Linked DNA regions of Homo sapiens: all the other regions are linked to region 1. Evidence: chromatin loops called from intact Hi-C (ENCODE). Cell type or tissue: heart right ventricle. All regions are shown on one strand. Region 1 overlaps VPS53 (VPS53 subunit of GARP complex). Region 2 overlaps DOC2B (double C2 domain beta). Region 3 holds the start of LOC124903891 (a long non-coding RNA gene).

Region 1 (4,000 bases):
TTGAGACCAGCCTAGCCAACAAGGCGAAACCCCATCTCTACAAAAAATATAAACATTAGCAAAGTGTGGTGGTGCGCCTGTAGTCCCAGCTACTCAGGAGGCTGAGGTGGGAGGATCACTTGAGCCCAGGAGTTCGAGGCTGCAGTGAGCTGTAACTGCACCAGTACGCTCCAGCCTGGGACACAGAGTAAGACCTTGTTTTGAAAAAAAAACAGAAAAAAAGAAAAAAAAAATCTATCAGAAAAGCTTTTGCCTCCTTCTATAATTACAAAAGATGTTTTGAGTAGACTCTATCACAGCTTCCTTCCTTTTGTATGAAGAATTGAAGACTGGCCAAAGCATTGAGTTCCTTGCCACAAAGTTCATATGGATAAAATAATTATATGGCCGGGTGCGGTGGCTCACCCCTGTCATCCCAGCACGTTGGGAGGCGAAGGCAGGTGGATCACTTGAGGTCAGGAGTTCGAGACCAGCCTGACCAACATGGTGAAACCCCGTCTCTACTAAAAGTACAAAATTTGCCAGGCGTGGTGGCTCACACCTGTAATCCCAGCTACTAGGGAGGCTAAGGCAGGAGAATCACTTGAACCTGGGAGGTGGAGGTTGCAGTGAGCCAAGATCACACCATTGCACTCCAGCCTAGGCAATGAGCAAAAATCCGTCTCAAAAATAAATAAATAAATAATAAAAATTTTAAAAGGAATTATATTACCATCTATGGCAAACTTGAGATTTCAGTGCTCTCACAGAAAAATGTGATCCAGAATGTGATTAACTAAATTAACAATATACTTTTCATTAATTATGAACAATCACACAGCTTTACTCACCTTATTTTCAGCCTAATTTTGTTCACGACTTCGTCTATGTTCGCCAGAGACTACAATAAAGAAGGAAGAGTGCCCAGCTGTTAGTCCACTTCCTGGAATTCCTCTTTCACAGGAAAATGATGTGCTATAATAGCTACTTATGAAATCTCAAAAAATTTAATCACATGATATGAGTTTTGCTTTAAAAAAAAAAAAAGTAAAGCAGTAGTTGGAAGCTACAGCCACATCTAGCCCAGCCCCTGTTTTTTGTAAATAAAGTTTCACTGGAACACAGCCATGCCCGTTCACTTACATATTGCCTGCGGCTGCTCTTAAGCTAACATGGCAGGTAGGCAGTCGTGAAAGACGCTGTACAGCCACAAAGCCTGAAGTATTTACTATCTGGACCTTTACAGGAGAGTCTGCTGACCCATGGTGTACGTGATTGTGACAAATTCACGTAACGAAATACAGCAACAAAAATGAATGAATGCACAACACCATGGATAAACATTTTACTAACGGAATGGGGCACAGAAAAAGCCAGACACAAGGGGACAGAGGATATGATTTCACTAACATAATTCTCCTGTTAGAAGCTAGGACAGTGGTTATCTCTGGGGGAAGGTAGTGACAGTGAACAGGCAAGGAAAGGCCTTCTGAAGATTTTTTTAAATGTTTTATTTCTTGATCTGGGTGGCAGTTACATGGCTATGTTCATTTTGTGAAACTTCATCAAGTTGTACCCTTAAGATTTGTGTACTCCTCTGTATTATGTTATACTTCAATAAATACACAAATTTATTTTTTATTATATAGATCCACTAGAAAAAAGTCTGGAAGGATAGATAGGAGTAATTGTAATGTATTAGTAGTTGCAGCATTAGTAGCTATAATCTATCAACTACGTATTGCAATATGAAAAGAAGTGATTTCAAATTTTTCTTCTTGGGCCGGGTGCAGTGGCTCACGCCTGTAATCCCAGCACTTTGGGAGGCCAAGGCAGGCGGATCACCTGAGGTCAGGAGTTTGAGACCAGCCAGACCGTCATGGCGAAACCCCATCTCTACTAAAAATACAAAAAAAAAAAAATTAGGCAGGCTTGGTGGTGGGCACCTGTTGTCCCAACTACTCAAGAGGCTGCGGCAGGAGAATCGCTTGAACCCGGGAGGCAGAGGTTGCAGTGAGCTGAGAATGTGCCATTGCACTCCAGCCTGGGCAACAAGAGCAAAACTCTGTCTCAAAAAAAAATATTTTCTTCTTTTTGTCTGTATTTTATAATTATTGACTATGCACTACTACTGTGATTATAATAAGCTTATTATAACAACAATTAAAACAAAGGGATCACTTCTGACCTTAGAGATGAGAAAATGTGAGGAAATGGTGCCCCCTAATGGACAAGAGGAGGTACAATTTTATAGTACTATTTTAATTCAAGTTTTCAAAATACAATTTAATAAATCCTCTTCCTCTCTCCCTTAACAAATATTTTATCTCAGAAGGAATTAGGGATATTGTAGGAAATATGCTTATAAATTGCTTCTGGCTACCTCTGATGGGAGGAGGAGGCCAGGTGCCTTCCAGGAGCAGGTCTGGTAAGAGAAACAGGCCATGAGTGTTTGAGATGTCAGACTGGGTTGTCACAGCTCATCCTACTGTTCTGACCAAGCCAACAGTTACTCAGAATTTTCAGAAATCCAAGAACAGCTTGAGGTAAAAATGAATCTCAGGCTGGACGTGATGGCTCATGCCTGTAATCCCAGCACTTTGGGAGGCTAAGGTGGGAGGATCACTTAAATCCAGGAATTCAAGACCAGCCCAGACAATACAGTGAGATCCCATCTCTCCAAAAAATAAAAAAAAGTTAGCCAGGCATGGTGGCATGTGCTTGCAGTCCCAGGTACTCAGGAGGCTGAGGTGGGAGGATCACCTGAGCCCAGAAGGTCGAGGCTGCAGTAAGTCATGTTTGCACCACTGCACTCCAGCCTGGGCTAAACAGCCCTGTCTCAAAAAAAAAGAAAAACGAATCTCAGAAAAATTACTTTAATTTATATATAATTATATATATACATATATTTTTGTGTGTGATGGAGACTAGCTCTGTCACCAGGCTGGAGTGCAATGGCGCGATCTCGGCTCACTGCAACCTCCGACTCCCTGGTTCAAGCGATTCTCCTGCCTCAGCCTCCCGAGTAGCTGGGATTACAGGCACATGCCACCACGCCCAGCTAATTTTTGTATTTTTAGTAGAGACGGGGTTTCACCACGTTGGCCAGGATGGTCTCGATCTCTTGACCTCGTGATCTGCCCGCCTTGGCCTCCCAAAGTGCTAGGATTACAGGTATGAGCCACCGCGCCTGGCCAAGAGGAAAACATTTCTAATATCATTTTATGATAGCAAGTATTTTTATAATATCAAATAGCCTACCTTTAAGATGGCGGCTCACTCTGTCACCAAGGCTGGAGTGCAGTGGTGCAATCATAGCTCACTGTAACCTCAAACTCCTGGGCTCAAGCAATCCTCCCACCCCAGCCTCCTGAGTGGCTAGGAACAAAAAGGTACATGCACTGAGCCTGGCTAATTTTATTATTTTGTTATAAACACAGGGTCTTGCTATGCTGTCCAAGCTGATCTTGAATTCCTGGCTTCAAGCAATGCTCCCGCCTTGGCCTCCCAAAGCACTGGGATTACAGGCATGAGGCAGTGCACCCGGCCCTATAATATCATTTTTATAATATAATGAATGTAGCTTTTAAAAAGAACAGAGGCCGGGTGTGGAGGCTTATGTCTGTCCTTTGGGAGGCTGAGGTGGGTGGACTGCTAGAGCCCAAGAGTTAGAGACCAACCTGGACAACGTGGTGAAACTCCGTCTCTACAAAAAAATAGAAAAATTAGCCGGGTATGGTAGCACACGCCTGTAGTACAATCTGCTTATTAGGCTGAGGAAAGAAGACTGATTGAGTCTGTAAATTCCAGGGCACAGTGAGCTGTGATGGAGCCACTGAACTGTAGCCTGGGTGATGGGTGACAATCTCAAAAAGAAAAAATAAATAAAAATAAAATAAAAATAGGCTGGGCGCGGTGGCTCATGCCTGTAATCCCAGCACTTTGAGGCCGAGGTGGGCGGATCACAAGGTCAGGAGTTCGAGACCAGCCAGGCCAATATGGTGAAACCCCGTCTCTACTA
Region 2 (4,000 bases), 560 kb before region 1:
GAGGAAGGCCTTTCTCTCCATGCTCCTTTTGCCTAACCCTAACCCTAACCACCCTAACCCTGACTCTGACCCTGACCCTGACCCTGACCCTGACCCTGACCCTAACTGGACCCGCACATCTGAGCCTGCGTTTCCGTTTCCCCGAGAGACCCCGGACTCCCTCCCCCAAGGACAGGAACGCAACGCACTGGCAGAGCTCGCTGATTGGATGGGGGAGAGAAGTGGGCGGAGTGAGCACTAGGAGATCCTGTCATTGGATAAGAAAGAGAAGTGGGCAGGGTGGGCACTGGTAGAGTCTCTACTGGTTGGATAGGAGCGAGAAGCGGGCGGGGCTAGCACTGAGATCCTGCAATTGGACGGGCATGAAGTAGGTGGGGCGAGCACTGAGGAGACCCTGCCAATTGGACAAGAGAGAGAAGTGGGCGGAGTAAGCATTGGTAAAGCCTGCTGATTGGGCAAGAGACAGGAGTGGTAGGAGCAAGGACTGCGGAGAAGGCTGCTATTGGATGTTAGGGAAAAGAGGGCGGAACAAGAAGGTGGCGAGCTCTGCAGATTGGACAGGAGAGATAAGCAGGAGGAGCGAGCAATGAATGGAGCCAGCGGTGAAAAGAGCCCTGATAACTAGACAGGGGAGAGCAGTGGAACCAGAATTCAGGTTACGGTCACGGTGACAGCCGGAAAGGAAATTCCAGCATGGATGCCGACCGCACCAACCCAAAACTATGACCCGAGTCCTAACCCACCCTAACCCGGCCAAAACCGAACACCCAACCCTGACTAAATGCGAAACGCTGACCCGGACCTGGACCTGGACCTAGTACGAACCCAAGCCTGAACCCTAACCCCTAACCCCTAATCCTGATCCTAGACCCTAACCCCGACCCTAAACCCTGACCCTGACCCTGAAGGGGGACATAGAGGAAAGAGATTGAGAGGTTTGCATATTCAATGACATACATTTTCTTCGTTAGTCGATGTTAGAAAGCAAAGGCTTTTATCTCGAGAAATTTCTGACCTAAAGAATGATGTACAATAAACTGTATTCAACAATTGATCAACATTTTCTAACAAGGTGGAATGAAAATATAAAGTGTGGGGATTGCTACTAGTCCTAATACACTAATCTGTGGTTAGGAAGGTTTATTTTTTTCCCTCCAAACCTAAGCAGTACATGTCTTAAATTACCTTCCAAAACGTAAGACTCTTGGAGCCTCAGACGGGCTGGCGTTAGTCAATACTCCACGGCTGTTTGTTGGATGAGTGGACAACAGCATGGTCGACAGGTCCTGGTGCAAAATGTCTTGGGCTGCCTCAGTTTGAATCCTGCTTCTGCCATCGACCAGCCGTGTGATTCTGTAAAAGTATTTTAACCTCTCTGGGCCTTAGTTTCCCCATCTGTAACTTGAGGGCCTACCTCAAATGGGTCCCTGGTGAAGAGTAACAAGACTATATCCGGAGTAGGTTTCAGTTGCCTTTTCCTCCGTCTTTCCACCCTCCCCTCCTACCCTTCCAAATCTTTTTTTTTTTTTTTTGACAAGGTCTCCCTCTGTTGCCCAGGCTGGAGTGCGGTGGCGTGATCTCGGCTCACTGCAATCCCCACTTTCCAGGCTCAAGCGATCCTCCTCCTCCTACCTCAGCCTCCTGAAAAGCTGGGGCTACAGGTGTGTGCCACCACGCTAGGCTAATTGTCATTGTGTGTGTCTCTGTGTGTGTAGAGGCGTGGTTTCTCCATGTTGACCAGGCTGGTCTCGAACTCCAGGCCTCAAGCAATTCTCCCACCTCGACCTCCAAAAGTGCTAGGACTTACAGGCGTGAGCCACCGCCCCCACCCCTTCAAATCTATTAAAAGGTGAGAGTCTCGCCAAGGCAATGAGATCGCAATATGACGTTTCCATTTACTTTGGATTATATGTCATTATAAATATTAACAAATAAGACTTAAAAAGGACACCTTCGGGTAGGTCAGACCAAAATACAAAACTTGTCTGTGGGACTGCAGTTTGAGGACAGTGTCTGCAGCCGTCACATGGCAGCAAAACGGGGTTAAGCAGTGCACGAGAGTCTGCGTCGACGACAGCCAGAGTCCATGCATCGGGAGGTTCACTCGGTTTGCGAAGGAACAACGGGCTCGGCATGCACGGCCCGGGCTCGGCGGGCGGACGGGCCGGGGCGCAGTTCCCCGCGCTCGCCACTAGAGGTCAGGAGGTGACCGCTTCGGGGCTGGAAGACGGGCCCGTCGGGGATTGGCGCAGGCGGCGGGCGGGGCGGCGGGCGGGGCGGCGGGCGGGGCGGCGCTGGAGGCAGCGCCTGGTTACTGACACCTGGAATGACTTTTTTTTTTTGGCATCAGATTTCCTGTCTTTGTGGGGATGATGGACCCGAGTAAAGATGCCCATTCGGGGTCAAAGGCAGAGCCGCTTCTGCAGCTTCTCAAAGCGTTGTTTGTTTGTTTTTTTTCTGAGACGGAGTCTTGCTCTGTCGCCCAGGCTGGAGTGCAGTGCCGCGATCTTGGCTCACTGCAGCCTTCACCTCCCGGGTTCAAGCGATTCTCGTGCCTCAGCCTCCCTGAGTAGCTGGGACTACAGGCGTGCGCCACCACACCCGGCTAATTTTTGTATTTTTAGTAGAGATGGGGTTTCGCCCTGTTGGCCAGGCGGGTTTCGAACTCCTGACCTCAGGTGATCCGCCAGCCTCGGCCTCCCAAAGTGCTGCAATTACAGGCGTGAGCCATCGTGCCTCAAAACGCTTTAACAGAAAGACAATCTGCACGGGATCTAAAAGGGTGCTGAGATCCTAGGGAAGGAAGGATCCAAACTTCCTGGGGAGTTCCTGCCCGAGTGCCTGTGCTGCCCCTGGGCTGGCTGGCCAGTAAGCCCGCCTCCCAGCCTGACTGTCCCCATCTTTCGGTCCCAGCCCCATTTGCACAGCCTGGGCAGTAGAGGGCCCTGGACTGGGGGGCTGGAGTTCTGGGTTCTTGTCCCAGCTGTGCCCCTTCAGGCCCCTTTCACCCACTGGGCCTCACATTCCCCATGTGCCTAATAAGGAAGTCATGGTAGGTGGGGGGTACAGCCTCTTCTCGCTTTGCCATTCACTTCTGTGTCTTCAGAGAGGCTGTCAAATCTCCTCTCTGAATGAGACCCCCAAAAAAGCAAAGCTAAGAAGATACCCAGAGCTTAACTAGACACCAGGCCTTTTAGAAATAGACCACCTCTTACCTTAGGCCCCCAGAGGGTGCCCATTCTGTGTGGAGAAAAGAGGAGCCCTTGCCTCAGCCCCCAGAGGCTAGGGTGGGGTGGCTGAGTTTTGGGGCCAGGTTAGACACCTCTGGGGAAGCCTGAAGTAGCACGGATGGTTTCAAAGCCAGCGGATGAGGTGGCAGGACAGTGACAAGACCCCAGGTCTCCATCATGCACCTGAGCTTACTGAGCCTTCACCTGGTGTCTCTGCTGAGTCTCCGACAGACCAAGAGGGAAGGGACTGGGGGTACCGACCCCCAGAGAGAGAAAGCGGCAGTCAGAGGACCTGGGTTTGAGTCCTGGTTCACCCCTTCCTGGCTGTGTGGCCTTGGCAAACTACTCAGACTCTGGGAACCTGTTTCACCTGCAAGATGGGGATGAGAATCAAACCCACCTTGCAGGGCTGTGAACATGCGTTCAGACCAGTGCATGCAAAAACCTTCACACAAAAACCCTTCCTAAAGGCAGGGAGACAAGTCTCCAGGAGCAGCAGGTGGCCAGGGACTGTGTGGGGGCTGGGGTCCTGTTTTCCCCGCAACCTGGGAAAGGCCTGATGGGCACTTGGTAGGATTCAAATCATAACCCTGGACCTCAGGTGGTGGTGTGCTTTGTGTCTGCAGTGGAAGGTCCCACCGTCGTGCCTGTGAGTCCCTCTATCGGTGTTGAAGGGGTGGGCAGCAGGCGGGGGAGCCCCAGGCTGGCAGCTAGCAGGACCTCTCTGGTGTGAGCTCAGCACGCCAATTCCCCTGAAGCGTGGTGTCCAG
Region 3 (4,000 bases), 140 kb before region 1:
GTCTTGAACTCCTGACCTCAGGTGATCCACCCACCTCCGTGTCCCAAAGCACTGAGTAGCTGGGACTACAGCTGGGATTACAGGTGTGAGCCACCGTGCCAGGACAGAATAACCAATGTTTTGTCTTAAATTTGAAAATGCTGTTGGGGTGCATAAATTAGCATAAACTTTTTGGAAGGCAATTTATTCAAAAAGCAAAACTTTAAATACACATATTGCCTAAACCAGCAATTTCACAACTAGAAATGCATTTCAATGAAATAAGGAGAATAACATACAAAGATATGCAAGTATTTTTTGCAGCATTCATTAATTCAACCAATATTTAATGAGAGCCCGCTTTGTTCAGGCTGTGTAACAGAATAAGAGAGTTATTTAGTGAACAAAACAGATCAATACTGTTCTCATAAAGCTGGAAACAATCTACATGTGTATTTACAAAGGATAAAACAAATTATGGCACAGGCTTATCATGCTTAAACTCTTCAGCAGCCTCTTCCTATGACACCGAAAATAAAATCCAAATTCCTAACCATGAATTGGGTCCTGCCCAGCTTTCTGGCCCCGTCTTGCCACTTTCCACCTTGCCTGCTAGGCTTCAGTTACACTGGCCTTTTAAATTTCTGGGAGACACCAGGGTCCTTCGCCCTCAGGACCTTCATACTTCACACTTCCTTATTCCTCTCCCTGAAACATGGCCTGCTCAGCCCTGCTGACCCACTGCCTTGCTTTGCCGCACCCCCACTTTCTAAGCCCTCCAGGCTCCTCACTTTTTGGCCACATGTTGGCCATGCTGGTCTCAAACTCCTGACCTCGTGATCTACCCGCCTCAGCCTCCCAAAGTGCTGGGATTACAGACGTGAGCCACCACGCCCGGCCCTAATTTTTGTATTTTTAGTAGAGACGGGGGTTTTACTATGTTGGCCAGGCTGGTCTCGAACTCCTGACCTCAGGTGATCCACCCACCTCGGCCTCCCAAAGTGCTGGGATTACAGGCGTGAGCCCCTGCACTCGGCCAGAGTATCATTCTTTATACCTCCTAATGGAATAATGGATCTGGGCTTTGAGCATCAGAGGCTGCTGACATCACACAAAGAGCAACCAAACATTATGTATCTTGATGACAGACGTACAAAACATCATTATGATGTAGTTTTCTGTAAAAAAGAATCTGAATCAGCTCAGGCTTCTACATCTAACTACCAATTTATGGGAAATACGAGACAAAGTAAAATGTCCATTAATACTCGTGGGTGCAATCAGGAAAATCCAAAACTTGGGAAAATCTACAGGGCAAACAACACAGTTTCTTTAAGAAAAGATTGCAGAGGGGGCAAAGGGAAATGGAAGAAGAAACCAGAGACTTAATAATCTGAGCAGGCTGGACCCAGTGGCTCACCCGGTAATCCCAACTCTTTGGGGGCTGAGGCAAGAAGATCACTTGAGCCCAGGAGCTCAAGACCAGCCTGAGCAACACAGTGAGACCCTATCTCTACAAAAAATAAAAAAATACTGGCCAGGCATGGTGGCAGGTGCCTGAAGTCCCAGTGTAGTCCCAGCCACTTGGGAGGCTGAGGGTAGGATCGCTTTCGTTCCAGGTTTCAGTGAGCTGTGATCAAACCACCGCACTCCAGCCTGGGCAACAGATTGAGACCCCATATTAAACAAAAAGAATCTGAGCAACAAGGAATTGGAAAATAAAATTTAAAAGCAACACCAATAATACATCATTATTGGTTCATTAATTGTAACAAATATTTCATATCAATGTTAATAATATGGGAAACTGGGTAAGTGGTATATGGGAACCATACAAACGATCTTTGCAATTTTTCTGTAAATGTAAAAGTATCCTTAAAAGTGTAGTTTATGTTTTTTAAAAACTATTTACAATAGCAATTCATAACATCGTTCTGTGGTTTGATTGTGTTCTCCAAAGTTTATGGGTTATAAGCTTAATCCCTGAAGCCACAGTGTTGAGAGGTATGAGGTCATGAGGGCTCTGGCATCATCATGGGTTAATGCCATTATCTCAGGAGTGGGCTCTTTTATTCCTTCAAGAGATCTTTATTAAGCACTTATTACGTACCAGGCATTGTATTTGGTGCTAATGAACAGAGGTGAACAAAGTAGACTTTCTGGCATGTAACTTAAAACTAATGGGGGCGCCAGATAATAAGGAAGTAAGCCAGCCGAGACGTAACTTCGGTTTTGTGGTGTTAGGAAATAAATTTGGCAGTGCTGGAATAAGGGAGCTACCTACTGAAGGGGGGTGGCCAGGAGGGCCTCTCTGCTGAAGGGGGGTGGCCAGGAGGGGCTCTCTGAGGAGGTGATACTGAAGCGGGGACCTGAGGCTTGGGGAATGAGACTGCCAAGTGAGAAGCCACCACACCCGGCTAATTTTTGTATTCTTTTAGTAGAGACGGGGTTTTGCCATGTTGACGAGACTGGTCTTAAACTCCTGACCTCAAGTGATCCACCCTCCTCAGCCTCCCAAAGTGCTGGGATTATAGGCATGAGCCACCGCGCCCCCACTCTTCTGGAAGCTCTGAGGAAAAAACTATTTACACCTCTCTTCTAGCTTTGGGTGTTTGCTGGCAATCCTTGATGTTCCTTGGCTCATAGAAGTCTGACTCCAGCCTCTGCCTCCTTCTCACGGCCTTCTTCCCTGTATCTCTGTGTGTTCAATCTCTCTCTCCTTTCTAAGGACAACAGTCATTAGATAAGGCCCCCCACCAATCCTAAATCCAGGACCATCTCATCTTGAGATACTTAATTACATTTACCAAGATAAAGTCACATTTACATGTCCCAAGGCCTAGGACTTGGACATATTTTGGGGTTGGGGGGACACTTCAACCCACTATATCTCCCTGGGTCCTCTTGAGATGACACTAATAGTCTTTGATATTTTTCTTGCTTTTTGTGTAACATGATGTTCTGATTCATCTTGTAGATTTCCTGCCCTTGACCTGGAATTAGTCATTTCTCCAGGAATCTCTGGTTTCTTTTAGTGGAAAATTGTATTTAGAGATCACAATAAAGGTGCTAAGAATGTATTACTTTTGTAATCAATAAAAACAATTTTCACTAAATAAAAAATAATTGGCCACTTGTATCATCAGTCATCAAAATGGTCTTCAACTTATTTCTAGAACTTCTAAGAGTCTGTTCTAGAAAACTAATGCAAAACATTTAAGATGCTATATTCAGAAAGACATTCTTTGTAAGGATTATCTTTTTTTTTTTTTTTTTTTTTAGAGACAGGGTCTCACTCTGTCACCCAGGCTGGAGTGCAGTGGTGTGATCATAGCTCACTGCAGCTTTGACCTCCCAGGCTCAAGCGATCCTCCAACCTCAGCTTCCCAAGTAGCTGAGACCACAGGCATGTACCACCACACTCAACTAACTTTTAAATTTTTTGTAAAGACCAGGTCTCACTATGTTACCCAGGCTGGTCTTGGACTATTGGCCTCAAGCGATCCTTCCACCTTGGCTTCCCAATATGCTAGGATTACAGGCGTGAGCCACTGTACCCTGCCAGGATTATCTATAAAAGCAAAATTTTGGCTGGGCATGGTGGCTCACGCCTATAATCCCAGCACTTTGGAAGGCCAAGGTGAGTGGATCACGAGGTCAGGAGATTGAGACCATCCTGGCTAACACAGTGAAACCCCGTCTCTACTAAAAATACAAAAAATTAGCTGTGTGTGGTAGCGGGTGCCTGTAGTCCCAGCTACTCACAGTGGCTCACGTCTGTAATCCCAGCACTTTGGGAGGCCAAGACGGGCAGATCACAAGATCAGGAGATCGAGACTATCCTGGCTAACACAGTGAAACCCGGCCTCTACTAAAAATAAAAAAAAATTAGCCAGGCGTGGTGATGGGAACCCGTAGTCCCAGCTACTCGCGAGGCTGAGGCAGGAGAATGGCGAGAACCCGGCAGGGGGAGCTTGCAGTGAGCCGAGATCGTGCCACTGCACTCCAGCCTGGGTGACAG

Evidence for each region. Peaks named below come from ENCODE experiments on the same cell type or tissue, not always from the same donor. Only the 100,000 strongest peaks of a DNase experiment are listed, where the experiment ranks them.
Region 2: a loop joins it to region 1, with 9 times the contacts of the local background. A loop is called at or near these places in 29 of 110 quality-filtered maps.
Region 3: it touches region 1 in a loop (2.4-fold over the local background); 20 of 110 quality-filtered maps call a loop at or near these places.

What each region holds. Positions count from the first base shown.
Region 1 is chr17:698,501-702,500 of GRCh38, forward strand. It overlaps VPS53 (VPS53 subunit of GARP complex), which reads right to left. Exons shown (of 22, transcript NM_001128159.3): 3 at 831-880. Among named protein-coding and RNA genes, the nearest start is that of VPS53, 14 kb to the right of the region's middle. In heart right ventricle, CTCF peaks have their summits at 2,199 (motif pointing left) and 2,403; no DNase peak of the experiment used is centred here; H3K27ac peaks cover 1,138 bases.
Region 2 is chr17:141,818-145,817 of GRCh38, forward strand. DOC2B (double C2 domain beta) reads right to left here. Exons shown (of 9, transcript NM_003585.5): 9 at 972-4,000. Among named protein-coding and RNA genes, the nearest start is that of SCGB1C2, 6.2 kb to the left of the region's middle. In heart right ventricle, CTCF peaks have their summits at 2,187 (motif pointing right) and 2,413; DNase peaks (open chromatin) are centred at 415, 2,184 and 2,854.
Region 3 is chr17:554,618-558,617 of GRCh38, forward strand. All of the region lies in intron 15 of VPS53 (VPS53 subunit of GARP complex), which reads right to left. LOC124903891 (a long non-coding RNA gene) reads left to right here and starts at 1,267. Exons shown (of 2, transcript XR_007065571.1): 1 at 1,267-1,402; 2 at 1,599-1,723. In heart right ventricle, a CTCF peak has its summit at 2,157; no DNase peak of the experiment used is centred here; H3K27ac peaks cover 982 bases.